Regions from separate parts of the Homo sapiens genome. Here region 2 is linked to region 1. A link is a loop called in an ENCODE intact Hi-C map of the cell type or tissue named here. Cell type or tissue: Caco-2. All regions are shown on one strand.

Region 1 (8,000 bases):
TAACTGGAAATCTGGTGATGGCCTTTGCGGGAGGCTTGGAAACCTGGTGACTGACTGAAGCATGCACTGACCGCCTTCTGCAGGCCCAGTCCTGGGCAGCGCCCTTCAGCCTGTGGCAGTCGGAGTTGGCAGGATCCCTGGCTTCATCTGCTCATGGGTGGTGCTGACATTGAAGCTCTGTGAGCCTCTCAGCACCGTGCCCCCTACCCCCAAGATGCAGGGCACTGTCAGGCTGAGAGTGGCCAGGACCGCAGGACCACACGGTGTGTGGCTGGGGGATCTGACAAGAGGCAGGCTCAGGCTGTGACCAGCTGGGGTCGGGGAGCTATGAGATGTCACCCTGGGATGTCACCCTGGGATGGCCTCATCCTGGAAGAGCCAAGCAAAGGATGCTGCAGGCAGCTTGCGCTGGGAGAAGGGGGCCCATGACCTCATTGCCTTGTGCTCCCACTTGCCTGCCTTGGAGTTGGCCACCTTTCCTGTGTTTGCTTTCTGGGCAAGCTTTTTTTGAGTACTTCAGTATAGTGACAATGATACCATATATTGATCATTTACTGTGTGGCAGGTACAGTATCAAGTCCCTGTGATACTAAACTCATTAAGCTTTGCAGCAGCACTAGGACATGGACTTATGGGCTCTGCTCAGGAGTGAGCGGCCCCTTACGTGTCCTGATGAAACCACATCAGTCATTTCTGAAGATCACAGGGAAGTCCAGCTGAGCACCTTTAATTCTGGGACTCAGTGCACAGCTGCTCTTCCTGCTGAATATTCACTCTGAGGAACTGTAAGTGCTGCTGAAGCAGGAGCCTCTGAAGGAGGGAGAGGGGGCACTGTCACCCATGGTCCTCCCCTCTGCTCAGGTGCTGGTTCTCAGCCCTGTCTGCAGTAAGGCCGGCAGCGGAAACTCTGGAGCCAGACGCCCCGGGCTGGAGCCCCAGCCCACTGCTTGGTGTGCGGCTGCTACAAAATAGGAATCACTGCAAGGGCACTGAGGCTGGTGGGAGGAGATCCTCCTGGGGGTTGGGGGGAGTCAGGGAGAGTGGGCAGCGGGGATGGGGGAGGAGACAGGGCGGTACTCTGAAGTCTATGTCCCCACTTTAGCAGACTTTTCTGGAAATTTAACTGGGCCACATTCTGCCCAGAGGCCATAGGTTGCCTGGCTCCTGGATAGCCTGAGGGTTTCTGTGTGAATTATTTTCCCCCACTCCCAGGTTATAAGGGAAATGGGGGTGCTCTGTGGGAAGGAGGGCGCGGGGGAGTGCGGCTCCTACCTCCTTGCTCAGCGGCTGCTGGAGTGGATGTCGGCCCGTCAGCTGCAGCGTTTGCTTCGGCTCCATTTCCTGGAGTTTATTTTTCACTCTACTTTAATTTTCAGTTTTTGAAAAATGAGATAGCTAGACAGGATTTAGACCCAGGAGTTTGGAGCCTTTCCCAGCCTCTTGCTTGTTGGTCTCGGATGGCAGTGTTGAGTGATCTGAGGGCCTTAGGGTCTTCCCTTGGGCTGACCCGGTCCCGGGTTGCTGGGTGGAACGTGCTGTCTCACCACCTGCTTGGATCCCCCTGGGCCTGTCCGTCTTGGGGGTCAGTGGGGCCATGGTGGGCAGCAGCAGAGGGCGGGAGGGAGGGCGGGCAGCTTGTACTCTAGTGCCACTGCGGTCACTGCCTGTGGTGGGGTCTGGGAAGGTGCCATCCCTCACCTGTCTGGCTTCCTTTGTTTCCTTGGGATGAGGGTCCCTGTGGGACCTTCCTCCCAGGGCACTGGTGAGACCCAGGAGGGCCAGGCAGGTGGCGGGGTTGGGCACGCTCTTGAGATGGCAGGTGAGAGCCCTCGCAGCGCCCTGGTTCCTGCTGTGTCCCCACTGTTGCCTTCTGTCCTCAGCACCTCTGCAGGCTTTCTCCTTTCCCTCATGGTAACTCACGGGCTTGCCCTCCGCACTCAGGCCTGGCTGACCCGAGGGCACCGTCCTACACAGACCCTCTGGGTCATGTCACCTGGGCAGGCCCTGATCTGCCACCCCAGGCACTGGTGGGAGCCTGACCTCCACACAGCCCGAGGGGCCCTGGAGTTTTCTGGCTGTCATTGTGTTGCTTTTATGCAAGGTGGTCCATTTTGTTGGTGAATAATACTCTGCCAGTGAAGCGAGTGAATTTCAAAGGTGTCAGTTCCATGTTATTGCTCAAGAAACCAAGGTCCCCACTGCTGAGTGATGGGAAGAAGGGACCCATCAGCATTCACAAAGGGACAGTGGCACAGCAAGGAGGAACGTGTAGTCGGGAGGAGCGCCCTCACCCTCACCCCCATTCTCTCACCCCTGCAGAAAGTGCCAGCGATGCCGCCCCTCTGCAGAGGTCCCAGTCTCTCCCACACTCGGCCACCGTCACGCTGGGTGGCACATCTGACCCCAGCACTCTCAGCAGCTCAGCGCTGAGCGAAAGAGAGGCCTCCCGGCTCGACAAGTTCAAGCAGCTGCTTGCCGGCCCCAACACGGACCTTGGTAAGCACCCTGCCCTCTGGAGGACACACACAGACATTTCTTGCTGTTTCTGAAATAGATCACATCTTAAAGGATTCTATGTATGCTTATGTAATGCACACGCGTCCGTGTGTAATTTGCCTTGCAGGAAGGTGATGTTTTCATGTAATATTTTCAAGTCAGTCACTAAGGTAGTAGCAATTTGTGCTTTAGACAAGTTTTGTTAATGTTTTTCCCATGCAATTTGAAAATGTATTTTGCGTTCCTTTTTGTTTTCTTTTTTTAAAATTTGAGACAAGGTCTTACTCTGTTGCCTGGCTGGAGTGCAGTGGTGTGATCATAGCTCACTGCAACCTGGAATTCCTGGGCTCAAGCAATCCTCCTGCCTCAGCTTCCTGAGTATGTGGGACTACAGGATTGTGCCACCATGCTCACCAGATTTTTTAAACAATTTTTTCTACAGATACGGGTCTGCCTGTGTTGCCCAGGCTGGTCTTGAACTCCTAGGCTTAAGAGATCCTCCTGCCTCAGCCTCACAAAGCACTGGGCTTAAGGCGTGATCCACCACGCCTGGCCCATTCTGTTTTCCTGTTGTCCCATTTGCACTCTTTATTATTGCTGCCCTTGGTGAGCCCTTCGAGGCTGGCCAGGTGGACATCCTTGTTCTTGACAGTATTCTGAAGACAGTGGCTCATGGGGGCACAGCGCTGGTGACCATCAACTCAATCTGCTGGTTTTGTACTTTCCTACCATGGGGCTTGCAGTCATCAGAGGGTGACAGGCTGTGAGCCCTGCAAGGGGGCAGGGGTGAGGCTGGGGCAGAGGGGCAGGCCCACAGGGCAGAGCACAGTCACCAGTGTGACTCTTCCTGCGCGAGTTGCTTCCAGGCACACGCAGTGCCCATGTGGACTGCCGTGGCCAGGCTCTGTGGAACGCACTTGCTTTCAGTTCCTCTGGTGGAATTCCTGCTGAATCCACGTCCTTCCTTTCCCTATCTCATCTTTGTGGAGTGCCACTCTGGCTAGGTGTTTGCTAGACGCTGGAGCTCTCGGGAGGACCGGAATGTGGCCTTGGTCATGAGATTGCTTCATTGAGGGGACAAACCTGTATCACACAGTTATGACTGGTGTCACTGTGGCACTCTAAGAGCCAGAGGTGCAACGCCTGGCTTGGCCAGGAGGTGGCGAGTGGCGCACGCGGATGGGCCGCCAGGAGCCACGCAGGAGCCATGCAGGGGCCATATAGGAGCTTGCAGCAGCCGGGCCTTCACGCTCAAGCCCAGGGCAGGGAGAGGGTTTCCGGGCAGAAGCAGCGGTTCAAAGGGCATGGCTGAAGCTGTGTTCTCGAGGCGGGGGAGGGCTCTTGGAAGGTCTCCTGGCTAGAAGGACACAGCTCTGAGTAGAGTTCTCAGAGTGGGTGGTTGTTTCTTCCTTATGTTTGTTTTTTTTTGAAACAGCAACACTTGCATGTGTTATAACATGACACAGCACAGCAGGGTGTATGTGAAAATGAGGCCTGTCCCAGCCCCCACCTTCCCTTCCTTTCCACAGCTCGAGGTGTCTCCTTCCAGCGATGGCCCATGCATCTGTTGTTTTAAACGTTTCGTGTTGATGCAATTCAAACTTGCAGAACAGTTGGCATGAATAGTGCCAACAACTCCCATATGCTCTGTACCCAGAATCACCAATTGTTTACGTTTGCCCATTACCATTCTGCATGTGTGTGCCTGTTTTTGTGTGTATATATACATTTTTTTCCTGAACCATTTGAGAGTCAGTTGGAGATATATCCCTTTACCTCTGAAACCTTCGCTGCATATTTCCTAAGCACAAAGACATTCCCTCAGTATCATCACAGCACAGGGGTCACAATCAGGAAATTTAACGTTGACACAGTACTATTTTAACACTTGTATTATTTTCATCCACAGTCCATAGTCACATTCTGCCAGTTGTCCCAGTAATGTCCTTTCCCTCTTTTTTCTTAGTCCAGACTCCAGTGGGGACCATGCGTTCCATTTGGATGTCACGCCTCTGTCTTCTCCACTAACCTGGCGCAGCAGCTTTGCCGGTCTCTGCATTTCCATCTTGACACTTTAGCAGAGCACGGGCCAGTGATTTTGTGGGATGTCCCTTGGTTTGTGCTTGTCTGATGTTTGCCCACAATGAGATTCTGATTGATAATTTTTGGCAGGAACATCACTGAAGGGATTCGTGTTCTCCTTGGTCATCACAGCGGGGGCACGTGGTGCTGGTGGGTCCTCACGTTGAAGATGTGGACTCCGATCACTTGGTTGAGGTGGCGTCTGCCAGCTCTTTCCACTGAAGAGCTCCCCTTTTTCCTTTGGTGATGAAGTGCTCTGTAGAGAGATGCTCTGGGGTCTGTGCATTTCTACAGTGTATTTCTTTGTCCCCTTGCACGGCAAGGCAGTTGTGCACCTCACTTTTTAAGGGAATGATACATTTTCCCATGGCGTACGTGGAGAACCGCCTTAGTCTTTAGAGTGCCCTGTAACATGCCATCCTATGGATTTCCCCCGACTTGACTGCACCAGCCCCTGCGGTTGGGCAGCGGGTTATTCCTAACTTGCTATTATTACAAACAACTTGAGAACGTTTCTTCAGGCGCCTGAACCTCCTTCTGTGATGGTGACACAGAGCATCCCTAGCCATGGGTGAGGCGAGAAGGCAGTGTGGGGGATGGGTCTGTGAGTTCGCCTAGAGCACCAGGTGTGGAGGTGTCACCCACCAAGACAGGAGATAAAGGTAGATCGTGCTTACGGGAGTCTAGTCTTGTAGTTGACGTACCCATCTTGGCCACTTCCTCTTCTAGCATGCCAGTGCCCCTTCTCTGCTGGCTCTCCTGCCTCCAGGGTGGTGTGGAGATTCAGAACCACGTTGCACCTGGGAGAGTGGGTCCTGGAGCCGGGCTGCCTGTGTGGAGAGCTGGCTCCACTGGTTACTCGCCACGTGACCTTGAGCCAGCTTGGTGATGATCCTGCTCTCAGAGTTCTTGTTTGCGTGATAGACATGATGAAAGCGGTGCTCATTTTGCAGTTTAAATGAGATAGTACATATGACATGCTTAACAGAGTGCCTAGCACATACTAAACACTCAAAAATGTTAGTTATTTTTATGGTTGTTGTTACGTTCATTTGAACTGGCCTTTTTATCTTCTCACTTGATTTTTGTGCTATTGACGTATATGGTCACTTTTGTGGTCATTGACGAGTCAAGGACTTACAGATGTTTTCCTGGTTGTGTCCTGTGGTTTCCAGCAGTAGGCAGGTGGAGGAGAGACAGCTGGTGAAAGCAAGATTTGCCTGATGGGAACCCTGTGCTGGGTCAGGCTCTGAGTACCCACCTGGAGCATTCTGGAGGACTTTGTAATTGAACCAACTTTTGGAAATTAAAATCACACTTAAAAGTAAAGCTTTCAAGACTTGTAGGAAGATGGGAGTATGTAGGGCTAGATTTTAGCACGTAAAAATCAAGTATTTTGTTAGGTTGAGGGGACTGTGGGTTTTTTTCTTTCTTTATAATTCTATGTAAATATCAAATCTAAAACCAAAAAGCTAAATGCAGAGCTTTCAAAGTTAAACGATGACTGCATTTGTATTTAGTAGCAAGAGAAAACATCGCCAGTAAATTGCCTGTTTTTATAAGGCAGTTAAGATAGCTTTGGAAGACAGTGGAATGTACTTTCTTCACATTACATGAAAGACGTAAGTGGCAAATATTTGCCAATGTTGGAGAAGCAAATCACTGATGTGAGAAGTGCCTACAGAAATGAGTCTACCTGCTGAATATCATTCTGTCCAGCGGAGTGCTGTTTTTCTTTGTTTAGCTTACGCTCTGTTATGAGCCTGGGGATGAAAGTAGCAAATAGAACTTAATAGCTCATTTTACTCTTAGCATTGGCTCAATATTTACTCACACAAAGACTGCCTGCTTTGAAGCCCCGGAAAATGACACTCAAGTTGGTCACATGTATCTGGTGAATGGTAGTGCGATTTGGTAACATGTAGAACACGCAGTTTCCTGAGGACCGTCTAGGGCCTGCCTCGCAGCAGTGGGGCCTCGGAGGGCAAACTGTGTGTGGAGCTCAGCTCTGGCCCTCAAGGCTTTCGAACGGTAGGACAGAAGGCACGACGACCCGTCCGTCAAGGAGTGGGGCCAGGCCACGGCTGTGTTCCACTTCCCCTGAGGGGTGACCATCCAGTCTAGGCTTTATGAGAGCGTGCTGATAGATGGAGGTCAGCGGGAGAGGGTGTTTTGGGGGTTGGGAGGGCATGAACAGAAGTTTGGAGCCGTACACCTTGGCAGCACTAATACGAGTAGATGCCCCCTTGGTGTCCGTGGCTCTAGGGCAGCCGTGAAGGGGCCTGGGCCCTTGGTGACAGGAGGAAGCAGGTGCGGCCTTGGAGTAGGCCCTCAGTGTGATGGCTGGCCGTGTCCTTACTCATGAAGTGGCTCAACCTACCTGTTTCGTCAGCTGTAGAGGGAGCATGAGACCTGCCCTGCAGGGTCCTCGTGAAGGTCAGTGGGAATTTATGTAGAGTCACTCATCCAGGCTCTGTTGAGCACCTGCTGTGGTTGTAGGCACTGGGGAGGAATCGGCGGCGAGGCTTGCGAGGGCCCTGCCCTCAAGGAGCTGACATTCTCGTGTGAGGAGACAGAGGGAGCTCGCTCAGTACCCCCGCAACCATCAGAAGGCAGGAAGCATATAGGGAGAGTCAAGGCATGTGGAGGGTAGAGGCTGGAGCTGCTCTGCAGTTGGCTGTTTCTGGGGCGAGATCTGCACGGAGTCAGGTATTTGAAGAGGGGGCATGAGCATTCTAGGGACAGGCCCAGAGGTGCAAAGGTCCTGCGGGCAATAGAGCTTCATGTGCTTGAGGGGTTTCTGAGGCTCTGGCCTGGTGGCTGAGTGGGGTGTGGGGAGAGGCCTGCAAGGCAGGCAGGGACCAGGTCCCCAGGGCTGAGAAGTCCAGGAGAAGGAGCTCTGCTTTTACTTCGAGCACAGCATGAAGCCTCTGGGAGGTTTTGAACCGGGGGAGTAAAGCGCGGTGCAGAGCATCAGAAAGCGGTTGCTATTCTGTGGAAGGAAGAGCCGATGACTGCTTCTGAGCAGAGTGTTGCCAGTGGCCATGGACGACGTGGAGTCCTTGGGCAGCTCATGGGAGGGGCTGGAGGAGGGTCAGAGTAGGGTGGGAGACTAGGGGGCAAGAGTGGAGGCCGTGGGCTGGGGATGTGGGTGGGGTGGGCTGCGTGAGTCGGGGGCTGATGAAATCTGGAGCTGGGTAGACTGGCGAGAAGGCAAGAGCCAGGACCCCCATAGCTTAGAGCCTGGGGTCTGCAGGGATGGGGAACAGCCGATAGACACAGAAATCAGAACACACTCCAGAGATGGCATTTCACTGGGGAGACAAAATCTCCTCCTCATGAAACAGAGAGCCAGGGAAAGCAGTGTGTTTAAATGCTCCCATGGTTACAGCCACTGGGGGCCTTCACTCTGTGCTGGGCAC
Region 2 (8,000 bases), 190 kb after region 1:
ATATATATTATTTTTTATTTTTTGACAGAGTCTCACTGTGTTGCCCGGGCTGGAGTGCAGTGATGCGATCTCAGCTCACTGCAACCTCTGTCTCCCAGGCTTAAGTGATTCTCCCACCGCAGTCTCCTGAGAAGCTGGAACTGTAGGTGCTTGCCACCACACCTGGATAATTTTTATATTTTTGGGTAGAGATGGGGTTTTGCCATGTTTTCCAGACTGGTCTTGAACTCCTGGGCTCAAGCGAGCTGCCCATGTTGGCCTCCCAAAGTGCTGGGATTACAGATGTGCGCCACCGCGCCCGGCCGCAAAATGTAAGTTTTATTTAAAATGAACTCTTATAGATAGTTTATTCTTGCAACTTGCTTTCTTAACTTTTTAGTGTATGTTTAGACCACATATATATTCATCTAATCTGTCCAACCTAATTATTTATACGGTTGGGGTTTAGGTTGCCATTTTCCTATTTACTTTCATCTTTTCTTATTTGTTCTTTTTTCCCTACCTTCTTTGGATGAATTGATTATTTTTTTCAATTAATGGAGTTTGGTTTTTTTAGAGCAGTTTTAGCTTTCCAGAAAAATTGAGCAGGAGGTTAGAGAGGCCCCATGTGCTCCTCAGCGTCCTCCTTCAGCCCCAGCCTCCCTGTGATTAGTATCTCACATCACTGACTTCAGTGTGGCATATGTGTTACAATTGAGGAGCCAATATCGATACATTATTGTCAACTAAAGTCCACAGTTTACACCAGTTGTAGGCCGTGGGTTTTGAAAGGTGTGCAGTGACATGAGTCCACCAAGAAAGTGTCGCACAGTGTCGTCCCCTGCCCTGAACACCCTCGTGCCCCGCCTGTTCATCCCCTTCCACCCAACCCCTGGGCTTTTTACTGTCTCCATAGTTTCACCTTTGCCAGAATGTGACTTAGTTGAAATCCTGCAGTTGGAACCTTTTCATCCCACTGCTCCTGCTGCGGTGGCTTCTCTCCCCGTTGGCTTGCTGGCTGTCTCCCTCCCGCGCCGGCGTTCGTGACGGCTCTGCTCCTCGCCGTGTGCGTCTGGAAGTGACCATGGATGGCCTCCTCCTGCTGGTGTGCCGCTTTACTCTGCTGGTTGGCCCGTGTCTGAAGACAAGGGACAGTCACGTTTCCAGTGGTTTACAGAGGCACTGGTTCCTCTGGCCTGGCTGGGTTGGGAGCCTTCAGCCTTAAACCACTGTTTGATGGCTGACACATCATGGAAGGTGCGGAATTAGGGGGAGGTTGGGTTTGCACTCTATATGGGCATTGTCTTAGGTTCTTTTAGACACAGTAACTCAGTACCGCCTGTGCCCTTGTGATGGAGCCCTTCCTCTCTCCATTTCACAGATGGGAACACAGAAGATCAGAGAAATGAACCTGGCAGGTAGGAAAGCAGGGGGTTTGGTTAAACAAGGCTGCATAGAATCTGACACGTTTGTGCTCTGAGGGTGCTTTCTGAGAACATGCTGCCGAGCCCCGTCCTTGGCCCTGCCCTTCCCTCCTCTTGGCAGAGACTGTAGTGAAGACGTCAAGGGGATCCGTTTAACCAGTGCCTCTCAGCTGGGAGGGATAGCGAATGTGATAGATGGCACAATCAAGATTCAGAATGGGTTCAGCTGCCTGCAGTGCCAGCCGGGAACCAATCAAATGAATGAGCTAATAGGAACAAATGGCAAGTCCTACGTTCAGGTGCATGAGCCGAGCAGTCAGCTCAGCAGAAGGCAGTGTGGACAGTTGGGGTTCACTTTGTCTTCCGTGGGAAGCGCGTGTAGTCACTTTGCCTGGATTACGGCAGTTGCCTCGTGAATGATACCCCTCCATCCTCATTTGGCTCATTCCATTGTTTCTACATCATCTTTCCGTGGTGCAAATCTCTTACCTGCAGTGGCCTCCATTTGCATTTCATTACCTGCGTTTGAGAGCATTGCCTGGGTCTCACCGCTGACTCCGACGTGGCCTTCCAGCCTCGGAACGGTCTCCTCTTGCCTCAGCCGCAGCTTGCTCGCTGCCCTCCAGCTGCCCTGGCCTCCATTTCATTTCTGGGATGTGACATGCTCCCTCGGGCCGCCGGGGCTCTGCTGCATGGTGCCTGAACCCTCTCTCTCATCTCTGCTCAGACCTCACACCCTCCAAGTGGTCTTCCAGGACCAGCCCTGGTTCTGTGCTATGATGGTGTGGCCACCCAGGTCCTCGTTAGCAGTCAATGTGCACTTGCCTGGCGAGTGATGAACATTGGCTCAGCTGTCAGACTGTCATCCCTGTGAACAGAAGGGTCCTGTCTGCCTGTCCACTTTTCTCCCTGTCTGTGTCAGGGGATCCCAAGACGACCCCACAGAGCCACACTCGTGGCTGTGATTCTTCACAGTGCAAGGATGCAGAGGAGACTCCATCAAGGGGTAAAGTCCAGAGGAAGCGGTATAAGCTTCCAAGCCCCCTCCTGGCGGAGTCACACAGGACACGCTGGATCCCTCCAGTGCGGGGCTGGGACGACCCGTCCGAAACGTTGCCTGCTGGGGAAGCACATTAGAGACTCAGCACCGAGGATGTTACTGGGGACTGGGCATGCGGACACTCTCTGCTTGGCATGTGCCCAAATGCAGCCTCCCAGGAGGAGAGCAGGTGCCCAGGGTGAACCACCCTGCACAGTGTAGGCCCGCCGAGTCATCCAGATCAGTCAGGGAATCGTGGGAACTCTCCTGAAACCCACATTCTAGGCACCGGCCGGGGACCGGCCTTGCAAGCAGGACTCTCCGGGGATAGCATTCCCAGGCCTGCGTGTTTGACTCCTTCGCACACATCGATACTCAGGACTTGATTTTCTGGCACGTAGGAGGCTTTCAGAGTTGAACAGATGAAAGAACTAGTATCTGATGTGGTTCTGCCTTCCGCTGGACTGATGCGTTAATGGCTTTAATGTATTAATGGCTGACAGTGGAGTGCAGCTGTGACAGGAGGCTTCCTAGCTCTGTCCTTGCGTGGTCAGAGCCCAGCTTCTGTGTTCAGGGCTGGTGGCCAGGGGCCCCCGAGAGGATGTGGAAGGGAGTCTTAAGAGTTGAAGGAAATGGAAGTCTCTCAGGCCATTGCTTGCAGAAAAGACTTCCCGAGGTGTTTCAGAGGCAGGTCAAGGCCTGGGCGTGGAAGGCACATTTGGTTTCAATGTGGGGAAGACACTATGTTACGGTGAAATTAGCCTGGAAAGAAGAGGCTGGACTTTGTGGGGAGGTGGATCCCTGGTCCAGGTGGAAGAGCACTTTGTCAGAGAGGCAGGAGGGAGTCTAACTTCTCCGTGAGCTGGCAGGTTTGACTCTGGGTACTTCCAGGTGAGCTGATAGGAATTTATATTTCGACTCTTCTCTAAAATGCTCCCTAAGAAAATTTTATTCTACTTTTCTTCCAAAAAGTGCAGAAAGTGTTATTTGTTATCGGGAAGAGTGTGATGTTGTAATGGCAACAGGTGTAAGGCAAGCTGAGCGTATTTTTAAAAATTTATATTCACAGACTTCACCTTCTGTGAAACATTTCACAACAGATCGTTGTCTTCAGCCCTTCCTCTCTTCCCTCTGATGCATATGTTTTATAAATTATATCCTTTTTTAAAGATACCAGATCTCAATTGGAAAGGACATGCATACTTACTTTTTATGAAGGGAATAATGTTAATATTATTACTAATGACATTTTTATAAGTGTAGAGGATTCTTGCTTAGTTCCTGTTTTGCTGCCCAGGTACGTGTTCACCAGCACAGGTGATCTGGGTGCCAGGTGTGGGAGGCGGGGTGCTGGGCTGGGGTGTCCCGAGGGCAAATCTGGTTTCTGGGCCTTAAGCAGACAGAGCCTGTGATCTACCCAGGGGCCTTGGTGCAGCCTGCGGGCAGCTGCTGGGAGGGCCTGGGCGGTCAGTGCCTCCCTGGGACAGGCTGCTGCGAGGGCCATGGGACATTCTTTTCTCCCTCCTTTCCTCAGCCACCTGGCTCTGGATTCCTTGGCCACGGTGTCTGCCTCCTTAGAGTGCCCTTGAAGGCTTCCTGGCCCCAGAGCGGGGCCTTCTGCAGGCTGGGCTCACCTCCCGAGCCAGGAGCCAGGAGGGCCCAGACCGACCCCCCTGTGTCTTAGCCTTGGCGCCTCGCCCTCGGGGGGTGGGGCCGGGCGTCCCTGCTACAGCCTTCTGAAGGCTGGCCTTCTCCGCCCCTAGCCTGAAGCCAGAATGCCGAGGCCATAGCTGTCAGTCTTTGCAGGTCTTTCAAAATGCAAACATTTTCTCTTTCAAAATGCAGACCTTTTCGTTATTGGCTCTCAGGTGTCATTCTTTTTTTTTAATTGTTTGGATTTCTGAGAATCCGTCTTCCCTACCTGGGTTTTGAACAAATTGAGAAATAAAACAAAACTGTGCCAGATGGAGGCAAAGAATAACTTTTATTTCTGCTAACTGAGAGCCTAAAATCCTGTCTTAGTGGGAGAGCCACCGAATGGCTGACTGATCCCAGGACCCATCAGGCTCACCCACCCCATCAGAGCCAGTGTTGAGGGCCGGGCCCTGCCCACCTGCTGTGGAGCCTCTTGAGAAGTGCAAGGGGCTGAACCCACCTTCGCCTCTCCCCGTTTTGGCCTCCATGGGGCGAGCATTTCTGCGGCTAGAGCAAGTCCAGGAGAGGCAGCAGCTGCGCTCCAAGCTGACTCCAGGTCTGTCTGTTATTCACATAACCATCAGGGACCTGGACAGCCAGGGACGTGGCCTCTCTTGGAGTGGAAGAGATCGCAGTCCCTCAGGACAGACCAATGGGGTGGTTAGAATGTGCTCCCCATGGCTCCGGAATTTGTCGGAATAGGACATTCATTAAATAATCTTAGGACCTCTGTGTACTGGAGGCTGCCACACCACTCTCAGGTTTACTTCTCACCCTTAATTCTGTGCAGCTATATTGTTCAACCGGGCTCATCAGAATTCCTCCACGAGGTTAAATTACATGATGTAAACTTGCAACACACAGTGTGCCCTAAATTTTAACATCAGTGTGCTCCTGTTATCCAATCTCTGGGGAGAAATTAAGTCTTAAAGGCTAACCATTGCAAGTTCAGGACCAAAGATGATGACAGTCAAAGGAATTCAAGTCTGGAGCCAAAATTTCTTACTCCTGTTAAATTTCAAATATACGAAAGCTCACAATTTGTCCTTAGCTGTTGCTGCGGCTCCCTCTCAGCCGGACAGGTGCCTGGGTCTCACTGACACCATCGCAGCTCCTTCAGGGCCTAAAAGTCCTGCCCATTAAACACCGTATTTTGGACAGCCAAATTCAGGAGGCCTCCAAGCTTCTCCCTGAATCAGCCCACGACATCTAGGAAACATATCATCCCCAGGCCCGGGAGCAGTCACTCCAGAGATCCTCTCCCCGGAGCCCATCCCTCCTGCTACACAAGGTCACCGGAGGGCCTTGGCGTCATTCTAAGTGAAGGTGGCAAACGGAGTTTTCGTGGTTCTGCCCTCAGAGATGTGACAGTTTGGAATCCAGAGCCTGTCACTTGAAATCCACCTGGGAGAAATCCCTCAGCAAGCCGGCAGGTCTGACTCGGCTCATTTTCCATTTCTAGGGAAAGAAAAATCCTTAGGGCCTCGTAGGCATTTTTTGTGTTCTGTGCCACAGTGGCTGCCATGCCTGCTCTTGTTAGGAGATGTCATGTGTGCTCTGCGTGTGTGCACGCACTTTGTGTGTGTGTGTGTGTGTGAGAGAGAAACGTAGAGAGTGCTGGCTGCGTGTGTTCACATTTGACTTTCCAGACTTGGGAATGCTGCTGGCCCGAAGGCAGTCGCTCAGCTCCACGTTTGTCTTACCTGGGGTCACCTCCTGGGTTCTGGAGCTGGGGGTTCTGTGAGTGCTGTTTCCACGTCACTGGGGCCTCCCGAGGGCTGACACCCTTGCTGTGTGCCCTGTCACCCTTCCTCCACCTGCGGATTCTGTGAACTCTGTGGCCGCGTCCCCTCACAGCACAGGGAGGCCTGCCTGGTTGACCACCTCGAGGAACCTCTCTGTACTGGAGGCTGCCACACCACTCTCTGGTTTACTTCTCACCCTTAATTCTGTGCTTGAACCGTTTTCCAGTCCTGAGCCTATGGAAAAGGAGTATCAGTATCAAGCCCAGATCAGTCTTTCGACTTCCCTCCTGGGCTCTGAATGCCGGGTGCCACGTGGACAGCTGCCCGTGTAGACCTGCCCCGCTGCCACGCAAAGCAGCACCTCCCTCCTGCCAGGTGGTGCCTGCAGACCCCTGCCCCCTCAGGCGCACAGGCAGCAGATCATCCCCCACTGTCGGAAAGGCTGCCCTGATGCTGCCTGCTACGAGCCAGCACCTGCCTGGTGGCCCGAGCCCACTTGGTGAGCTGCAGTTGCCTGTGCCCAGCACCTCCTGTTTGGACCAAGACTGCATTACCTGTGCCCTTACTGAGGCCAGTGGCCTGCCTGGCTTCCCCTAGCTGAGACTCATGGGGCCATCCCCAGTGTCACTCCCTGAGGGCAGAGCTGCCACAGGCAGTCATCTCCCAGTGCTGGCCGGGCCAGAGGCCCTGTGTGCTCACTAAAGAGTTGGAAGCGTAGGCCAGAACCCACAGGAGCCCCAGGCACAGTGCCCGTTGTTTCGCTGCCTCCCGATTCTCCTTTCTCCACGGGTGGTTCATGGATTAGCAACCTTAGTTCCACCTGCAACCCTGGTTCCCCTTGCCATGTAAGGCCACACATCCACAGGTTACAGGGAGTGGAACCTTGGCATCTTTGGGGCTGGTTATTATTCTGCCTTCCACATTCACTGCTGTTGGGTATAGATTTAAGTCTGTTAACCACGAGTCTGGTTGAAACCCTCCTTCTGAAAATGCCCCCGACCACCGGCTGAGGCCCAAAGGGCAGCCTCCATAGGGAATGCCCTTCCCTTGTTGATGGGAGCTGCCTCTTCATGTTCCTGCTGTGGGATGAGGCAGCACCCCCTAGTGTCATGTGTGTGCTCCCTTAGGTGGTGACAGCAGGAGTAATGGACCTGTCACTGCCCCGGTACCTGCTGTGTCTTGAAATCTCTTCCACATTCCACTTGTTTGTTTCCCTGAGTCCTAGAAGGCAGTGTTATTACTCTCATGTTATTGGTAATGAAACGGAAGCCCAGAGAGGTTATGTTACTTGCCAAGGTCACACAGCTCCTGAGTCCTAGAGCTGGGGCCCCATTCCTGGGCTGTTTGACTTGAAACTGCCCAGGCCCCCTTCCCTTTGATGCTATGCAGACCTTCCTATGTTAGTGTCTGAACTTCACCTGAGTTCACCCAACTATATCTCTGAGAGTAAAGTCACATGTCCACTGTTTTCACCCATGCAGTGACTGTGTCATTAGCATTTGGACTGTGGCCACGATGATGGTGCTGTCAGCACCGGGCACCTTTGCCGTTGGTTCCCGGCAGGGCTGAGTGCTTAGGGTCCAGGTGGCCAGCGAGGTGGTCAGTTCCCACAGACGGTTCTGGTCAATGAGCTATGCCCATGGATGCCTGTTTTTCAATTTAGATGTAAGTGTCTTACATTTACAAATAGAAATGTACCATTCAGTGTTCCCTGAGATGCACGTGCTTATCACCTGACATCGGGAAATACTGGCCTTTCCCTTCTCAAAATAGCAGTCAGCGGCGCTGTGCTGTGCAGGGTGCATCCACTTGTGTGTTTCTCGAGATAAAATCTCTGTTTGTGAATTCGTCCTATTATAAAGCTGTTCACTTTATCCCAGCTGCCTTTTTCCCTTTTGGAAAGTTTGTTTTATTTTATATGCATATGATTCACATTATTCTTTTTTCCTTAGGACAACTACACCTTTGCCCAACCTGGGATTCAAATGAAAGTGAAAATGTTAGAAGAACTCGTGAGCCGGATTGATGGTAAGCCAGCTTCCCGCGCAGCCCCTCTCTGTGGGCGGGGGGAGGTGGCCCTCAGCCCTCGGTGGGACAGGGAGCTGTCCTCATCCGCCG

The links. Peaks named below come from ENCODE experiments on the same cell type or tissue, not always from the same donor. Only the 100,000 strongest peaks of a DNase experiment are listed, where the experiment ranks them.
Region 2: it touches region 1 in a loop (2.8-fold over the local background); 2 of 110 quality-filtered maps call a loop at or near these places.

The regions. Positions count from the first base shown.
Region 1 is chr22:46,795,125-46,803,124 of GRCh38, forward strand. TBC1D22A (TBC1 domain family member 22A) reads left to right here. Exons shown (of 13, transcript NM_014346.5): 4 at 2,320-2,496. Among named protein-coding and RNA genes, the nearest start is that of TBC1D22A, 36 kb to the left of the region's middle. RefSeq lists an enhancer at 3,193-3,693. In Caco-2, CTCF peaks have their summits at 2,555 (motif pointing left) and 3,663 (motif pointing right); DNase peaks (open chromatin) are centred at 2,477 and 3,677.
Region 2 is chr22:46,989,800-46,997,799 of GRCh38, forward strand. It overlaps TBC1D22A (TBC1 domain family member 22A), which reads left to right. Exons shown (of 13, transcript NM_014346.5): 10 at 7,835-7,910. Among named protein-coding and RNA genes, the nearest start is that of TBC1D22A-AS1, 78 kb to the left of the region's middle. RefSeq lists an enhancer at 3,461-4,289. In Caco-2, no CTCF peak of the experiment used is centred here; DNase peaks (open chromatin) are centred at 4,162 and 6,976.